Regions from separate parts of the Homo sapiens genome. Here region 2 is linked to region 1. A link is an interaction called in ENCODE POLR2A ChIA-PET data of the cell type or tissue named here. Cell type or tissue: HCT116. All regions are shown on one strand.

Evidence for each region. Peaks named below come from ENCODE experiments on the same cell type or tissue, not always from the same donor. Only the 100,000 strongest peaks of a DNase experiment are listed, where the experiment ranks them.
Region 2: POLR2A ChIA-PET joins it to region 1 with 5 read pairs; 2 of 35 experiments call an interaction of 5 or more read pairs at or near these places.

Annotation. Positions count from the first base shown.
Region 1 is chr16:70,701,979-70,709,978 of GRCh38, forward strand. The region is part of intron 14 of VAC14 (VAC14 component of PIKFYVE complex); the gene reads right to left. Among named protein-coding and RNA genes, the nearest start is that of MTSS2, 20 kb to the left of the region's middle. RefSeq lists enhancers at 950-1,715, 1,716-2,483, 2,484-3,249, 3,250-4,015. In HCT116, CTCF peaks have their summits at 1,589 and 1,790 (motif pointing right); a DNase peak (open chromatin) is centred at 5,310; H3K27ac peaks cover 3,261 bases.
Region 2 is chr16:70,433,654-70,441,653 of GRCh38, forward strand. It overlaps ST3GAL2 (ST3 beta-galactoside alpha-2,3-sialyltransferase 2), which reads right to left and starts at 5,447. Exons shown (of 7, transcript NM_006927.4): 1 at 5,296-5,447. RefSeq lists enhancers at 1-437, 3,399-3,578 and silencers at 5,119-5,318, 5,419-5,598. In HCT116, no CTCF peak of the experiment used is centred here; a DNase peak (open chromatin) is centred at 5,628; H3K4me3 peaks cover 2,931 bases; H3K27ac peaks cover 1,205 bases.

The sequences.
Region 1 (8,000 bases):
GATGAAGCCTCAGTCTGAAATGCAGGCCCCTCCTACCAGCCCCTTCTAAGAGAAAGTTCTAGTTCTTTCAGGGCACTCATCCCCAAGAAGCAAGGGTCTCCCGAACAGAACGGTAGGTGCACTGACCCTCCACCCCCTCCGCCAGGCCAGCGCATTCTCTCTGTTCATGCCCAGGCAGGCCTTTTTGTGCTGTGCAAACACCAGTGTGTGGAAAACGGCAGTCTGATGTTACATTTTTGCCCTTGTCACCCATCAGGCCAAGCCCTGCCCAGATCTTGCACTCTCTTGCTGGCCGAAGAGGCCTGGGAAGCCAGCTCATCCCAGGAGACTCTGGAGCACAAGCCTCCTCACGAGGTGTCTCCCTCTGAGTGAGGTGTCTCCCTCTGAGCATCGCTAATTAAAGCACCACAAGAGGGAAAGGGAGAGGAGAGGCCGGGAGCAGGCACCACAGAGAGCAGTGCTGAGGCCATGTCATGCTCCAGCCGCTCGCTCAACCACCCTTGCTCCAGGAGGAAGAGCCTGGAGAGGCTGCTCTGGGGCTGGCAGCGGAGGGGCCTCCACTGAGGATGACTCCCATCCTACTGCTGGGAAGGAGGTGGGGGCCGCATCCTGCCTGACCCCAGGTCACCCTAGGTTTGGGGAGAAGGAAAACCCAGATCACTGCGTTGCAAAGCCTCAAGAAGACAGTAATAATAGCGGAAGTGTTGGCCAGCTCACGGGGCCCTTACTACAGGCAAGGCTCAGGGCAGAGGGTGTGAGAAGTGGGCCCTTGAGTCAGGAAGCTGGGGAGGGAGGAAAGAGGGCCCATTTTCCACTACAGTCCCTAGTCCACACCGGGATCTGTACAGACAGGTGGCCTTGGAGTTCCCACGCACCTGGCACTGGGCTCTGGGTTAGCTCCACTCGCAGTGTCATGCTGAGTCCTCACATAACCTGGGCAGGGTTATCACCCCCACTGCAGAGAAGAGGAATCTGAGGTTCAGAGAGGACCCACAGCTGACCGGAGGAGGAGGAACAGAGTATTCAGACCTAGAAGAATCGACTTCCAGAACCTGAGTTCTTCCTCACCACTCTGCTTCCCCAGTGCCTGCTGTGAGTGGGCACCAGGGGCTGTCCCTGCCCGGCGGAGGCCTGGCAGATGGCTGCCTTGCAGGGCTGCTGCATCATCACTTCTTTGCTGAGCCCCAGCCCAGCTTGAGTTGCCTGCCTGGCTCCCAAGCGCAGTGTCAACAGTGGAGCACAGCTTGCAAGCATTAAACATGTGCCCATATTTTCCAACACCCGCATGAAAACGCTATTCGTCATGAGACAATGGCCTGGAATGTGCTTGGAAACAAGGCAGAGAGCTGGGGTGGGAGGGAACCTGAACAGGGTCTGGGAGGGCATAGGGGACCTCTTGTACCACCCTGGAGACCCACCATGGGGCTGGAGGAGGGCAGGGGTCCACAGGGGAGTGTGTCAAGTCAGTAAGGGGGCCTCTGGTATATCCCGATGACTCAGGCACAGGCAGGGGGGATGTGGCCAGAAGGCAAAGACACACGCCATTTAGGGAAGGCTCCTCCCTCAGTGGCAATGGAGCTTTTGGCCCAGCAGGGGCTGTGTCACTGGTTGTGTCCTTCACACACAGCCCAGAGGCCCTGTGGACGCAGCTCTGCCTCCCCGTCTTGGGCTGCTGGCTGCCGCCTGGACAGCTGCTCCCCCTTCCAGGTCTGGTTTTGTGCTGGGGGCGGGACCAGCTTCTCTTTGGTTTCTCTGCCACATACCCAGGCGCTCTCAAAAGAGCAACCTGCCCTCGGCCTGCTCTGAACTTCCCGGAGCCCAGCAGAGGGGGCGGTCACTTAGCCTTAAGAACTGAGACTACACAGCCTTGCCCATGAACATTCCCTTTGGGGCAGCCTCCAAGGCCAAGGCTAAGGCTCATGCTGAGACCAGGGTAGGAGAGACGTGGCTCTGCATCCCCCTGCAGCCTTCTCCACTGCTCTGGAGCAGCATCTGCCTGGAGGTGACTGCACCACACCTGCCAGGGGCTGGTGTGAGCCTTCGTGTCACTGTCCCTCCCATCACTAACACTGGCAAGCATCAGCACACATCAGGTGCCAGCCATGGACAGCCGCAGGCCTCTGTGGGAGATGCTCTCCCAAACCCCCACCTGGCATCCACACACAGCCCCTGCTTCAGGTGAAACCTGGGCCAGGGTGGGCAGGAGGAGTAAGGTGTCAACTGGCTTTGTAGGTGCCGCAGTGTCTGGGTGGCTCTAGACTGGCCAGTCACGCCCTAAGGTCATGTGGTCCAGGCTGGCAGGAGCCCTGCCTCATGGTAACAGAAGGGGCGGTGGGAGAAAGGCATGGATGGGAGCCTGGAGCCTGGCACTGTCTTCTTTGTCCTTTCCTGGGTTGGGGGCAGGGGCCACACACTGCATCTCCTCCAGGGATAAGACAGGTCACTGATTTGGGCAAAGCCAGGCCTTGGTTTGGAGGACAAGACTTCCTGGGGGCTTTACCCCCCAACACCCCTCCTGCCTGGGGCTGTGTGCAGAGCAGCAGAAGAGGGGCTGTGCAAACACTGCTGTCTGAGGGTGCAGCTGGCTGTGGCCAGTGGCCTCTCCCCACCTGGTTAGTTCCTGCAGGCCTGGAGCAGGGCATGAGGAGGGCCAGCTCACAGTGGGAGAGAGGGAGCAGTTCCTTTTAGGACAGACTCATCGTGGGAGCCTGGGGAGGGCAGAGCCTGGCACGTTAGAGGCTAGGGACAGCCGGAGCCCGCTCGGGAGGAGCTGGGGAATGGCTCCTTCGCCAGGTGTCTGTAGGAGCAGAGCCCCGTGCTGCAGGTGAGGCCCAGGAGGGCAAAGGACGGAGCTTGGGTCTCCTTGTGGGGAGCTGACATTCTGGCTCCCTGCCGTGCTCCGCCCTAGGGAAGCTGGACTCTGCCATGTGGCTTCAGGCAAGACATGAAACTTCCCATGATCTCATGTCCCTGCACCCTCTGAAAACAGGACCAGCGAAGTGACCAAGGCCAGAAACACTTCCCCATCCTCACTGTTGGCTGATCCTTCCCAGGTCCCTCTGCTGTTTGCTCGGGATACTTGTGCCGGCTCCCTTTGGGGACCCTCCTCTGGCTCTGGTCACCAAGCAGGGGCATGCTACTGGCCCCCCGCCCCCACCTGCCCAGTGACTGTTAGGACGCTGAGCCATCTGCTGGGGATGGGAACCCATGCACTCACTGGGTGCAGGCTCTGCCCTCCCCACCCCTCCTTCCTTGGGCCTGGCTTCTTAAGAGGGTGACCAAGGCAGCAGCAGATGATGCATCTGACCCGTGGTGGGGGTGTTTTGGGTGAGTGTTCAGCCTGGGAGGAGGAGAGGCCGAGGGCCCAGGAATGCCCTTCTGCCAGCACTGGCCTGCAGGGCCCTTGGTGGACGCAGCCTGCCTCTCTGCGCAGGTGGGCCAACCTGGCGCTCAAGGGCAGGGATGTGGACAGGGCATCAGATGAACTCAAGAGAAGTTCATGGGGAAATGGAGACTGAAGCAACCATCCCCTCCCAGGGGCCTCTGACATTCTTGACTATCCCAAACAATAAGCCACCAGCAGCGTGGAAAACAGCTGGCCTGGCGGGGACAGACCCTGGACTCAAACCCTAGAAAGAGACAGCAAGGTTGAGAGATGAGCGTGGAGGCTGGGGGCGCCTGCTCCCGCCCGGCATGCCCTCAGCTGCTCTCTCTACTCCAGCCCTCACTGGCCCCGCAACGCTGCCCTCCCCATGATGAACAGAGGACTCAGAAGAAGCCTCAGCTGGCAAGTTCCAGGAGGGGTGGGTGTACCCCACCTCCTCAGTTTTCCCCTATGCTCCACCTTGTCCACTCTCGCGTGCCATCGATGGGACATCCTTCCCAGTGGAGCCTTGTTGGTGGCCCCATGAGAGGCAAGAGTGTGGGTGATTTTGCTCGGTACCTCCTGTTAGACTAGTTCACACAAGTGGCCTCACTGGATACAGATACAGGAAGGTCTCCTCCTACTGCCCAACCACCCCAAGAACCCTATCGGGTTCTTCATGCCTCTGCTTCTCCAGTCTGGCACCAGGACCCTCTGGTGGTGCTCATTTCCCACCCCAGCAGGTCCAATTCTCTAGCCCCACTGGCCTGGTGGGGACCCTGCCTGCAAGCCCAGCTCTTTGGTCAGAGGGTGTCATGGGGCATGGGGTCAGCGATCGCTGTGCTCCCTGGCAGGCTGTTGGCAGCTGTGGATGGGGATGGGGTTCTTACATGGGTGACTGGGCAGGTAGTCCTGGCTCCAGGTCCCTCAGAGGCTGGGCTGGATGCTGATTCTGAGGACAGTGTGGGCTGGGTGGACTCCACCGGTCTCTCTGCAAGTCGCCTTAGGACTGGGCAAACCAGCAGGAGGGCAACAGGCTTCAGGTGCCTGCTGAGGGCAGGGCATCCTGGCTCAGAGGCCCCTCCCTTCTCCCTATGGCCAGGCCTCCTTCCTTCATTTCCATCCCCAGCTGCCTGTGGCTCACTGACCATGCACAGAGGGGCGAGCCCTTGTTTATTTTCTTTTTTGAGACGGAATCTTGCTCTGTCACCCAGGCTGGAGTGCCATGGTGCGATCTTAGCTCACTGCAACCTCTGCCTCCCGGGTTCAAGCGATTCTCTTGCCTTGGTGGCTGGGATTACAGGCATGTGCCACGATACTAGGCACATTTTTCTATTTTTAGTAGCGACATGTTGACCAGGCTGGTCTTGAACTCCTGACCTCAAGTGATCCACCCGCCTCGGCCTCCCTAAGTGCTGGGATTACAGGTGTGAACCACCACGCCTGGATAGCCCTTGTTTCCTTTCTACATTGGATGCTGGATGGTGCCCACATCCATCCCCTTCAGTGGTCCAAGGCCAATGGACCCCAGTACTTTCCTAGGAGACACCTGGAGTCTCACGGCCAATAAATCTGAGGTGCAACCTAATATCAAGGCTACAAACTACAGAGAAGGCCTGGACCGCTCCCACCGGAAAAGGGCCTCCTCCCTGCCTTGTTCCTGCCCCACAGCTGGGATCCTTTAGGAATTTAAAGAGAAAGCAGCTTTTGGGTCAGTATAACCTTAGGATAGGGAGAGGAGGGAGTAGCCTCCCATCTCTAGTCCAGAACGCTCCAGAATCTCACTGCATCCTGCCCCTCCCCCTCTGCTCTCTTCCCTTCCAACTCTCTGCTTCCAAGTATGAAAACTGTAAATCTGTTTTATTTATTTCAATCAATCCTCGGCAGTGTGCCCCTCAGGGCAAAGGCAGCCATGGTAACCCTGCCAACTCATGCCTTAAAAATTCATCGTTGTTTAATGCAGTCGATGTGTCTGGTACACTTAAAAGTTTCTTGCAGGGAGTGGGGTGGGAGGAGGAGGAGGATGCGGAACTTGTTTTTCTGGGCTTTGTAGGGAGCTGGTGGAAAGGGGATGGAGGGAGGAGGGGCACAGGAAGAGGCCTTCAGTCCTCTTAGCCATCTGTCCCTCTGTGCAAGAGGAGGTGCCATCGGGCTCTGGGAGGTCCCAGACACCTGTGCTGGGCTCATCTAGAGACCTCCATAGAAGGTCTCATCTGGGTGGGAGCTGCCACAGAAAACGAAACAGTCTCACAGAGGCAGCTGAAGCCTCAGCCCCCCAGGATTAGCAGGTCCCTCACCCTAAGTTTGGGGCTTGCTCTAGAGAGCAAGTTGACTCCCGCTTTCTGAACTGCCCAGGGTGGAGTCAGATGACCCTTGCTGCCACGGGAGGGGCTCTGCCTTCTCCTCAGAATGGAAGTCATCTTCTACCTTGGCCCATCGGGCTGGCTTGGCCTTTTTTCTTTTTTTTTTTTTCAAGATGGAGTCTCGCTCTGTCATCCAGTGCAGTGGTGTGATCTTGGCTCGCTGCAACCTCTGCCTCCTGGGTTCAAGTGATTCTCCTGCCTCAGCCTCCTGAGTAGCTGGGATTACAGGCGCCCGTCACCACACCTGGCTAATTTTTGTATTTTTAGTAGAGACTGGGTTTCACCATGTTGGCCAGGCTGGTCTTGAACTCCTGACCTCAGGTGATCTGCCGCTTTGGCCTTCCAAAGTGCTGGGATGACAGGCGTGAGCCACCGCACCTGCCTTGGCCTTATTTTCCATGTGTCTTTTCAGTCTGACCACCCCGTCCCCTGTGTCCATTCACAGGTACTCAAGCCCCCTGTTCTTTCCCAGGACAGCCCTCCCCTGTCTCCTGCCTCACCTGCTGCTAGTTCCCACCAATTTCCTTCCTAAGGTGGTACTTGGCCCCTGGGCCCTCCCTGAGCCCTGGTTCCTTTTCAGCTTACACCACAAGGCCTAGGGCTGGGCCCCTACAGGCAATGGGGGAGATGAATGCTTGTAGGACAGAAAATTAACTTCCAGGAAGGGACAAGGTGGCCTGGGTTACTTTGGCCGTGGGGCTGGGCATGCACATGGAACTGCAGGCCAAGGGGCTTCAGAGTCAGGTGGGTTCTGAACTGTGTTATCAGGGTTCTTGGCGGGTGTCTGGCTCTGGCGGAAGCATTTCGCATTCTGCAAGGAGTCCCTGTGAGGGAACTCAGCAGGTGTTTGACTCACAATGAGGTCTGCGTTTGTGTCTTAGAAAAGAGGCTGCGCCTTCTATCCCACATAGACACACCCCAGAATACGGCTGGATGCAGGTCAGATGGCGAGGGCTGGGGACAGGCGTGTAACCCTGTGCTGGAGGCTCTGAAGCTGAGATAGCAGGAAGGACCGATGGGGTATCTGCTGAGATAGTGTCTTGGTGTTGGAGAAAAACGCAGTGTGAGGAGGGCAAGGCCGGGGTGAGGAGACAGCTGGGTGCGGGGAGGAGGGGCAAGAGTGCGGCCGGTCTGGCCCCTGCCTGGAGACCATTGTCCCCCGGCCATGAAGCCTTGGCACGGCCGCAGGGACCTTCTTGCATGCTGAATCCTCAGTGCAAATGAAAACAAAGGGACTGGTCACTAAAGGAAATCCTGTTGTCTCCATGATAATCAACTCCAAGAAGTGCTGAGAAGTGCCCAAGCCCTTGGGTCCCTGCTGGGCTCCTGCCCTCTCTTGCCACAGGGATTTCCTCCAAGCTGGAATCACCATTTCCTTCCTAATCCTGGCCACAAATGACAGTACATTAGGAACATCGTGTACATTCAACTCCTCAGCATGGGCCACTTGTGATTTCAGCCCAGAGCCCTTTCTAGCAGAGAATGCCATGTGCGGCACAGATGAGAGGCCTTGCCAAAGACCCCCTTGGTCAGCCTAACCCCAGCACCAAGTACTCACTGCTGCCCACCCACCCCTTTGTCCCCCAACAAGCTCCAGGGCCTACACAGCACAGAGCCTTAGACACACTTTTCCGGGAAGACAGTTTGGACCTCCTGAGCTGCAGAGATCACTGGGGCCTTCTGGTGTGGACTGGAGCGAGTTTCTCCAGAAGCTTCCTGTGGCTCCGGGGCAGCATATCTGTAGCCAGCTCCTTTTACCCCACTCTCCCGCTGGAGCCACCTCTGTGGGTGGATGGCACTGACCACACCTGGCTGGGATGGTGTTGGCCTGTGATCCACACTTAGTTCTACCCTCCTAGGGCAATGGTTTGTCTCCAAGGGTACGAGAGGGAAGCAGGGCCTTGAAACTGCAGCCATAGTTCTGTAGCCTGGACCCAAACTCTGACCCAGCGGAGAAAGTCCACGGGGCTGACTCCAACAGCAGGTTCCCGGAAACCAGTTGGGAGCAGCAGCTCCTGAGTATGGGAGTCAGGCCAGCTACTGCCTGAGGTCCAGGCTGGGGAGATTTTAATATAAAGATTCCTGGTGCCCAGGGAGACATGGCCAAGGCTGGTGCTCTGAACTGGCTGATACATTCCCTGGCTGACACTGCCAGGGAAATGGCCAGGGAAATGGCATCCCTGAACCCTACCTGCCCTGGGGCCTCCTGGGCTCTGCTGGAGAACTGCAGCTGTAACCTTTCTCTCCCTTTGAAGCCCTCTGGGCTTGAACCC
Region 2 (8,000 bases), 270 kb before region 1:
CAACAGCGGTTCCCTGAAGAGACTGGCCTTTGGTTCCTGCTGCACCCACTCCAAGACCCTGGAGGGGACCTGGGTCCTGAGTCATCACTCTGATTTTATAGTTCCCACAGCTTTCCAAGGAAATGCTTTCCTGCCAAAGGCAGCCAAGTTGCTGCTTGCAACCAAATAGGATTCCTTACTACTTTCTAAATAAATCCCCTATGCTCTAGAAAAAAGGGACAACTCCCTAAATGTGCCTTGTGATAGCCTTTCTTTGTACCTGTTGGCCTGCACACCCCCTCCAGCCCACAGGCACTGCTTGGAAACCTACCCTTAGAGGCCCATCCCAAATGCCTTTTCTGAGCTCCCTATGGGGATGACTTCGACCTCCTTTAACTGGCCACATTTCCACTGTAGATCTATTGGTGGACTCGTCTTATCCCCCTCCCAGGAACAGCAACTTGGACATTACTGTCTCCTCCACAACACTCAGCACAGTTCTCAGCTCAAAAAGACTCAGACTTGGCCAGGCACAGTGTCTCACACCTATAGTCCCAGCAGTTTGGGAGGCCGAGGCAGGCGGATCACGAGGTCAGGAGTTCGAGACCAGCCTGGCCAACATGGCAAAACCCCGTCTCTAGTAACAATACAAAAATTAGCTGGCTGTGGTGGTGCGTGCCTGTAATCCCAGCTACTCGGGAGGCTGAGGCATGAGAGTCGCTTGAACCCAGGAGTCAGAGGTTGCAGTGAGCCGAGATCACACCACTGTACTCCAGCCTGGCAACAGAACGAGACTCCATCTCAAAAACAAAAAAAAAAAAATTCAGACTTTTGGGGGCAGACAACCCCAAAGGACAATTAAGGTTTGTTGAGCACATCAAGGAGCAGGAACTAAGAGCAGGGGCTGTGCATCAGAAAGACATGAGTTTCAACCCCAGATCCTCCTGCTGTCTGTTTGGGCACATCTGGTAAGTTCTGTAAGTCTCAGTTCTTCATCTACAAAGCAGCGGCAACAACACCCACCTTGCAGTGCTGCTGTGAGGATTCACTAACACCTGAGAGCATCTAGCACCATGCCTGGCTGGCAGCAAGCACTCAATGAACAGCAGCCATAATTCAGGCTATTAGCAGCAACTGGTTTAGCAGCCACTCCGTTGGCACTGGAATCAGGAGTCCCAGGGCCACTGTGTGACCCACAGTGTATCTCTGGGTTCCTCAGTAACCCTACCTGGGTCTGTATCTGCCTTATAAATGTTCCACTGACCTGTAAAACAACAGTTGGAAAATGCTTTGCAAAGCACAATGTAAGTGATGCCTCCTGCATTTCTAAATTTCAAAGACTCCCAGGTATCCTGTCCAGTGTGCAGCCATGGCAGGACTTTACTTGGCAGGCACCCCAACCCACTTGGTTGGGGAAACAGGCACAGGCCAGACGAGGGCCCGGTTCAGCAATTTGCTTCGATATCTTCACACAGCCACCCTTTTCCAAAGCCATGGCTCCTAAATTTCCTGCTTGGTTGTGGGGCCTTGCTTCAAATAACCGTGGGGCAGTGTCCCCCCAGTCATTACCAATCCTGGGCAACATCAGAATGAAAGAAAAGCCAAACCAGTACAGCTGCCAGAACAGCCTGGTGGGGAAGTAAGGTGGAAGAAAGTCCCTCTTAAGACTTTACATCTAGCTGGCTGGGCGCAGTGGTTCACGCCTGTAATCCCAGCACTTTCGGAGGCTCCAGCGGGCGGATCACCTGAGGTCAGGAGTTTGAGACCAGCCTGACCAACATGGAGAAACTCCATCTCTACTAAAAATACAAAAAAATTAGATGGGCGTGGTGGCGCATGCCTGTAATCCCAGCTACTTGGGAGGCTGAGTCAGGAGAATTACTTGAACCCGGGAGGTGGAGGTTGCGGTGAGCCGACATCGTGCCATTGCATTCCAGCCTGGGCAACAAGAGTGAAACTCTATCTCAAAAAATAAAATAAAAAATAAAATAAATTTTAAAAAAATACAAAAATTAGCCGGGCATGGTGGTGCATGCCTGTAATCCCAGCTATTCCAGAGGCTGAGACAGGAGAATCGCTTGAACCTGGGAGGCAGAGGTTGCAGTGAGCCGAGATCTCGCCATTGCACTCCAGCCTGGGCAACAAGAGGGAAACCTCGTCTCAAAATAAAATAAAATAAAATAAAATAAAATAAAATAAAAAAGACTACATCTAGCTGGGCGGAGTAGCTCACGCCTCTAATCCCAACAGTGGGAAGCTGAGGCGGGCGGAGCACCTGAGGTCAGGAGTTCGAGACCAGCCTGGCCAACATGAAGAAACCCCATCTCTACTACAAATACAAAAATCAGCCGGGCATGGTGGCAGATACCTATAATCCCAGCTACTTGGGAGGCTGAGGCAGGAGAATAGCCTGAACCTGGGAGGCGGAGGTTGCAGTGAGCTGAGATCACACCACTGCACTCCAGCCTGGGTGACAGAGCAAGACTCTATCTCAAAAAAAAAAAAAGACATCTGGCCAGGAGCGGTGACTCACGCCTGTAATCCCAGCACTTTGGGAGGCCAAGGCGGGCGGATCACCTGAGGTCAGGAGTTCGAAACCAGTCTGGCAAACATGGTGAAACCCCGTCTCTACTAAAAATACAAAAAGTAGCGGGGTGTCGTGGCGTATGCCTGTAATCCTAGGTTCCTGTCACCCCAGGAAGGGGTGGCCAACAAGGCCGAGACAAGAGAATTGCTTGAACCCTGGAGGCAGAGGCTGCAGTGAGCCGAGATCATGCCACTGCACTCCAGCCTGGGCAACAGAGTGAGACTTCGTCTCAAAAAAAGAAAAAAAAAAAAAAAAAGACTTCGCATCTGCTTGGATTAATCTCTCAAGAAATTGTGATGACCCCAAACCAGTGGTTCTCAAAGTGTTAGCCCTAGGGAGCTGGAGAGAGATGCAAAATATAGGCTCCACCAAGATTAAACCATAAAACTCTGGAGTCCCCTCACACACACACAATCTGTGCCTTAACCAGCTCTCCAGGAGACTATGACTCTCAGTCAAATGTGAAGAATCCTTCCCTAAACCTGTAACCATGAGACCTTCCGCTGTAATTCATTTACTGAACACCCACTAGGTGCTAAGGACCAAGCCAGGTGGTGGTATTTCAGAAAATGAGGACACATTTGAAGAGCATCCACAGTCTAATGAGAGCCAAAATGAAGTATACAAATATGGCCAAAATAAGGCAGGATGTGGTATAGGACAACGCAAAATAATCCATTTCCCACCCCTCTCCCCAGGCCCTACCCCTCAGGTCTTCTTTTGCCATGAAAAGACATGGAAAAACCAAGCCTCCCCAAATCCCCAATCCTGGTATTGCAGACTCCTTAATCCCAGGTGCCTTCTCGAGAAGAGTGGTCCTTACCCTGAGGCTTGGCCGGAGTAGAAATGCTCCCCTGAGGCCATAGCCAGTGGCTCTCAGAAGCTTGGCTTTATCTGGGATTTGCACTCCAAAAGTTCCCAGGAGCCATCAGCGTGCCACAGCACATCACAACAATGCGCTCCCAGGCAGGGTCACTCCCACAGGCCCCTGCCAGACTTGCAAGCAAGGGTGCAGAGGCAGACATAAACACCCACACAGACAGTTGGCCCCCTGGCCTCCCTTCCTCCATTCTCAAGTTACAAGGTTAAAAGCATCCAATTCACAGCCAAGGGGGAGGGCTGGGAAGGGGGTTGCTGAAGCAGTGAACCATCTGGTTCAGATCAAGATTGCTCCTTCAGGAACCCACATAACTCCTAGAGCCTCCTGTCCCTCCTTTCCTCCACCCAACCCACTGGGAAACTGGGGATTGGGGTAGAATGGATGACTATCCCCCTCTGCCCCCCCCGCAAAAAAAAAAAAATCTGAAGAGGACAAAACAAAAAACCTGAATAATACAGGCAAATCTGTGCCACCTCTCTGAGCCCTCGTTCCCTCTAAATCCTGAGTCCCACGACTAAACTTGAGATCACCGCCCACATACTCTGTGCCTTCCTCCACAGAGAGATCAGGGCAGCCAGCAGGCATCCCTCCCTGAAAGGGCAACCCCTCCAAAGTTAGCAGCAGAAGCAAGATGAAGCTTAGGGGTGTGGTCTCCCAGACTCCTCTTATGCCACCATCTCTCTAAAAACCAGCGATACCTTCCACCTGAGAAGGGCTTCAGAGCCCACCAGGCAAGGAAGGGGTGGCCAACCAGCTTCCAAACATCCGTCCCAAAGACGAGGCGGGAGTGTGTTACTGGCCAGAGGTCCCAGAGTGCCCTGTACTCCCCCGGAGGCTTTGACTGAAAAGAGGCCCCAGGTCCCTGCCTGCCCCCAGCACCTCTCTAGCCCCTTTCTCCAACACCACCTTTGACTCAATCCTCCGCTCCTTTACGCAGCTGTAAAGCAAGAGGGAAGATGGGAGACGGGAGATGGATGCAGTTGGCAAAAGATAAATCGAAAGGCTAACTTGAGCAAGCAAGCAATTGGTGCTGACTCCTCTACAGGCAGAGGGAACCCGGAGTGGGTTATGCGAAGGAGGGAAGGCCAACAGGAGCGGCAGGAAGCTAAGGGGAGACTCAAGTGAGCTCAGCCCAGAGCTGTAGCAGGGGGTGGGAAGTTTGGTCCAGTCACAGGGGAATGACTGGGGGTAAGAAATGACTTCCATTCCAAGGCAGAGAAGGAACAGGAGAGAGGAGAGACGAGGTTCAGACCAGCCTCCACGGGACTGGCGCTTTGGCCAAGTTTCTGGCTTCAGCCGTGCCTCAGTTTCCCCAAAGTAGGAAGGTCGAGCCGTGAGAACTGGGCCACTGAGGATGGTTAGGGGGCAGTGCCAGGTAGGGGAAAGATCACAGGGGAGAGAGGAAAGAGGAGCTGATGGGGCAGACAGGCTCTGGCCAAGAGTGGGGCCGGGGTCTCCCAGGTGGAGCAGAGGCCGGGAGACCCAGGGTTAGCGGTACGAACTAGGGAGTGGACTGGAAGTCGGGACCAGGGCAGAGAGCTCTTCCGAGGGCTGGGGCTGGGGCTGGGGTTGGGGTTGGGGGCTGCCGGCAAAGGAGCGGAGCGGGAGCCCTGGGAGGCTGGGAGCGGCTGGACGTGCAAAGCAGAAGGCGGGGATCCGGAATGAGGCCAACGCGCGCGGACCCCCGCCCACACGAGGGAGCCCGGCGCCCCGACCCGGGGGAAGTTGCCGGGCTGGAACGGGCCGGTCTGGGCCGCTGGGCCGCGCCAGCTGCCCGCGCAGGGGAGGTCTGGGCAGCCGGGGGCCCGGGGCGCTCTGCATCCCGCCCGCCCTCATCCCACCCGCGCACCTCAGTCAGCGCCCGGCGCCGCGCGGGCCATGCTCGCCGCTCCGGCCGCCGCCGCCGCCCGCGCAGAAAGCCGTCGCCGCCGCCGCCGCCGCCGCCGCCGTCGTCCGGACCCGTTAGCTCGCAGCTCTCTCGTCCGCCCGCCGTGGGCTAGTCCCGCCCTTGCCTGGCCCAACCCTCCCCGAGCGCCGCCGCCGCCGCCGCCTCAGCCCGGCCCCTCCCCCCACCCCTGCCCGGCTTGAAGGGAAGGGTGGGGGACAGGGGCGACTGCCCCCACCCCATTCACATCCTCCCCGTCTCTCCCTCCCTCCGCCCCCCGCACGCGCGCCGGCATGCTGGGATATGGAGTCCAGCGGGCGCTGGGTCGCTAGGGGCGCCCCGCATCCAGGACTACATCTCCCAGAAGACAGCGCGCGCATCCCAGGGATTGTGGGCTTTGTAGTTTCGCTAGGGCTCAGGGGGTCCGCCGTGCAGGAGGGGAGACGGAGGGGGATGGGAAGTCTTCATTCTCAGAAGGCCGGGCTCCAGCGGCTGGAGCAGACGGCCCCGAGCCGGGTTGGATACGTGGGTTCCTAGGGAGGTGCACACTAGCCGAGGACGCCTCTCAGATGCTGCTGTGGCCAGCTGCTGACGAGCCCGGCCGGAGGGCACTGTTCCCACTCGCGCTCTCAAAGAGCCGCGACCTGAGGCCAGCTTGGCTTCACGCCCGGGCTCTGAAAGCCCGAGCTGCGGTGGGGCCGCTGCGCCCTGGCCTGAGGGGAGAGAGACCCCATCAGCGGTGCGAGCGGGGGTTTGGCCTCGCTGGACTTTGTGTTCCCCACCTAGGAAAAGAGGAAAAGGGGGCAGAGTGTCTATTGGTTCCTCATCCACCGGGGCATCTCCCCCTTGCAGGCTCTCTCTTAGATGCCCGTAGCTTCCTGCTGTTGAGGGTAAAGTGAATGCATTTTAAATATTTGCCATGTCTTTTATTAGCCCATCCTTTCCCTAACTTCCGCACCTATTTCAAAACCTTTATGAAACTCCAGGTAGACTGCAGTTTCGCCCTCCAACAGGCTGAAGTGAGGCTGAAGTGGTTCTGAATTTTTGGTGTGTATGGGATCCTCTTGGCCAGCTTGTTTAAACGCAGATTGCTGCCCCCACCCTCAGCTTCTGGTTCTTTTAGCTCTAGGGCAGGCCCCAGAATTGGCATTGCTACCCCGTCTCCAGGTGTTGCTCATGCTGCCGGTTACTACCTTGATAACCTGATAACCTCTGCTGTTGGTGTTTGCTGCTAACACACCGGTATCCTCTTTCAAGGATGGCCCTTGTGTGGGATAATTAATAATGGCCCTGAAGAGCCAAACCCGGAAAGGCAGGGTCCCAGTCTAGTCCCCTTTAGCACAGGAACGCTCTTTGTTTTTGCTCAAGGTCTCACTGTCGCCCAGGCTGGAGTGCAGTGATGTCATCACGACCCCAGCACTTTGGGAGGCTGAGGCAGGTGGATCACATGAGGCCAGGAGTTAAGACCAGCCTGACCAACATGGCAAAACCCTGTCTCTACCAAAAATGCAAAAATTAGCTGGGTGTGGTAGTGCGTGCCTGTAATCCCAGCTACTTGGGAGGCTGAGGCACGAGAATTGCTTGAATCTGGGAGTTGGAGGTTACAGTGAGCTGAGATCATGCCATTGCACTCCAGCCTGGGCAACAGAGTGAGACTCTGTCTTAAACAAAAAAGGGCCAGGCGTGGTGGCTCACACCTGTAATCCCAGCACTTTGGGAGGCTGAGGCAGGTGGATCATGAGGTCAGGAGTTCAAGACCAGCCTGGCCAAGATGGTGAAACTCCGTCTCTACTAAAAATATAAAAATTAGCCGGGCATGGTGGCAGGCGCCTGTAATCCCAGCTACTCAGGAGGCTGAGGCAGGAGAATCACTTGAATCCGGGGGGATGGAGGTTTCAGTGAGCCAACGTCGCGCCACTGCACTCCAGCCTGGCCGGCAGAGCAAGACTCCGTCTCAAAAACAAACAAACAAACAAACAAACAAACAAAACACCGGCAGACTCTCAACACAAGTGATTTTACCCACCCTCCTCCCTCCACATTAAAAGGCTTCTACAGAGGCGGGTCACAGTGGCTCACGCCTGTAATCGCAGCACTTTAGGAGGCCTAGGCATGTAGATTGTCTGAGCTTAGGAGTTTGAGACCAGCCTAGGCAACGTGGAAAAACCCTGTCTCTCTTTATAAAAAAGAAAAGAAGGCTGGGCGCCATGGCTCATGCCTGTAATCCCAGCACTTTGGGAGGCCGAGGCGGGTGGATCACAAGGTCTGGAGTTCAGGGGTGGCCTGAACTCTTCCAGCCTGGCCAAGATGGTGAAACTCCGTCTCTACTGAAAATACAAAAAATTAGCGGGGCGTGGTGGCAGGCGCCTGTAATCCTAGCTACTGGGGAGGCTGAGGCAGAGAATTGCTTGAACCCAGGAGGTGGAGGTTGCAGTGAGCAGAGATTGCACCACTGCACTCCAGCCTGGACAACAGAGCAAGAATCCGTCTCAAAAAAAAAAAGAGACTTAAACAGTAATATAGTTTCTAACAGCTCAAGGTCACATCCTGGGATGACCCAAACCCACCTTAAAGTGCCTGCCTGAGAAGGCGCACCACTGCCGAAAGAATTTACTGTTCCAGGCGACACCCAATCATAGGCTCTGACTACACTTTCTCAGAGCATTTAC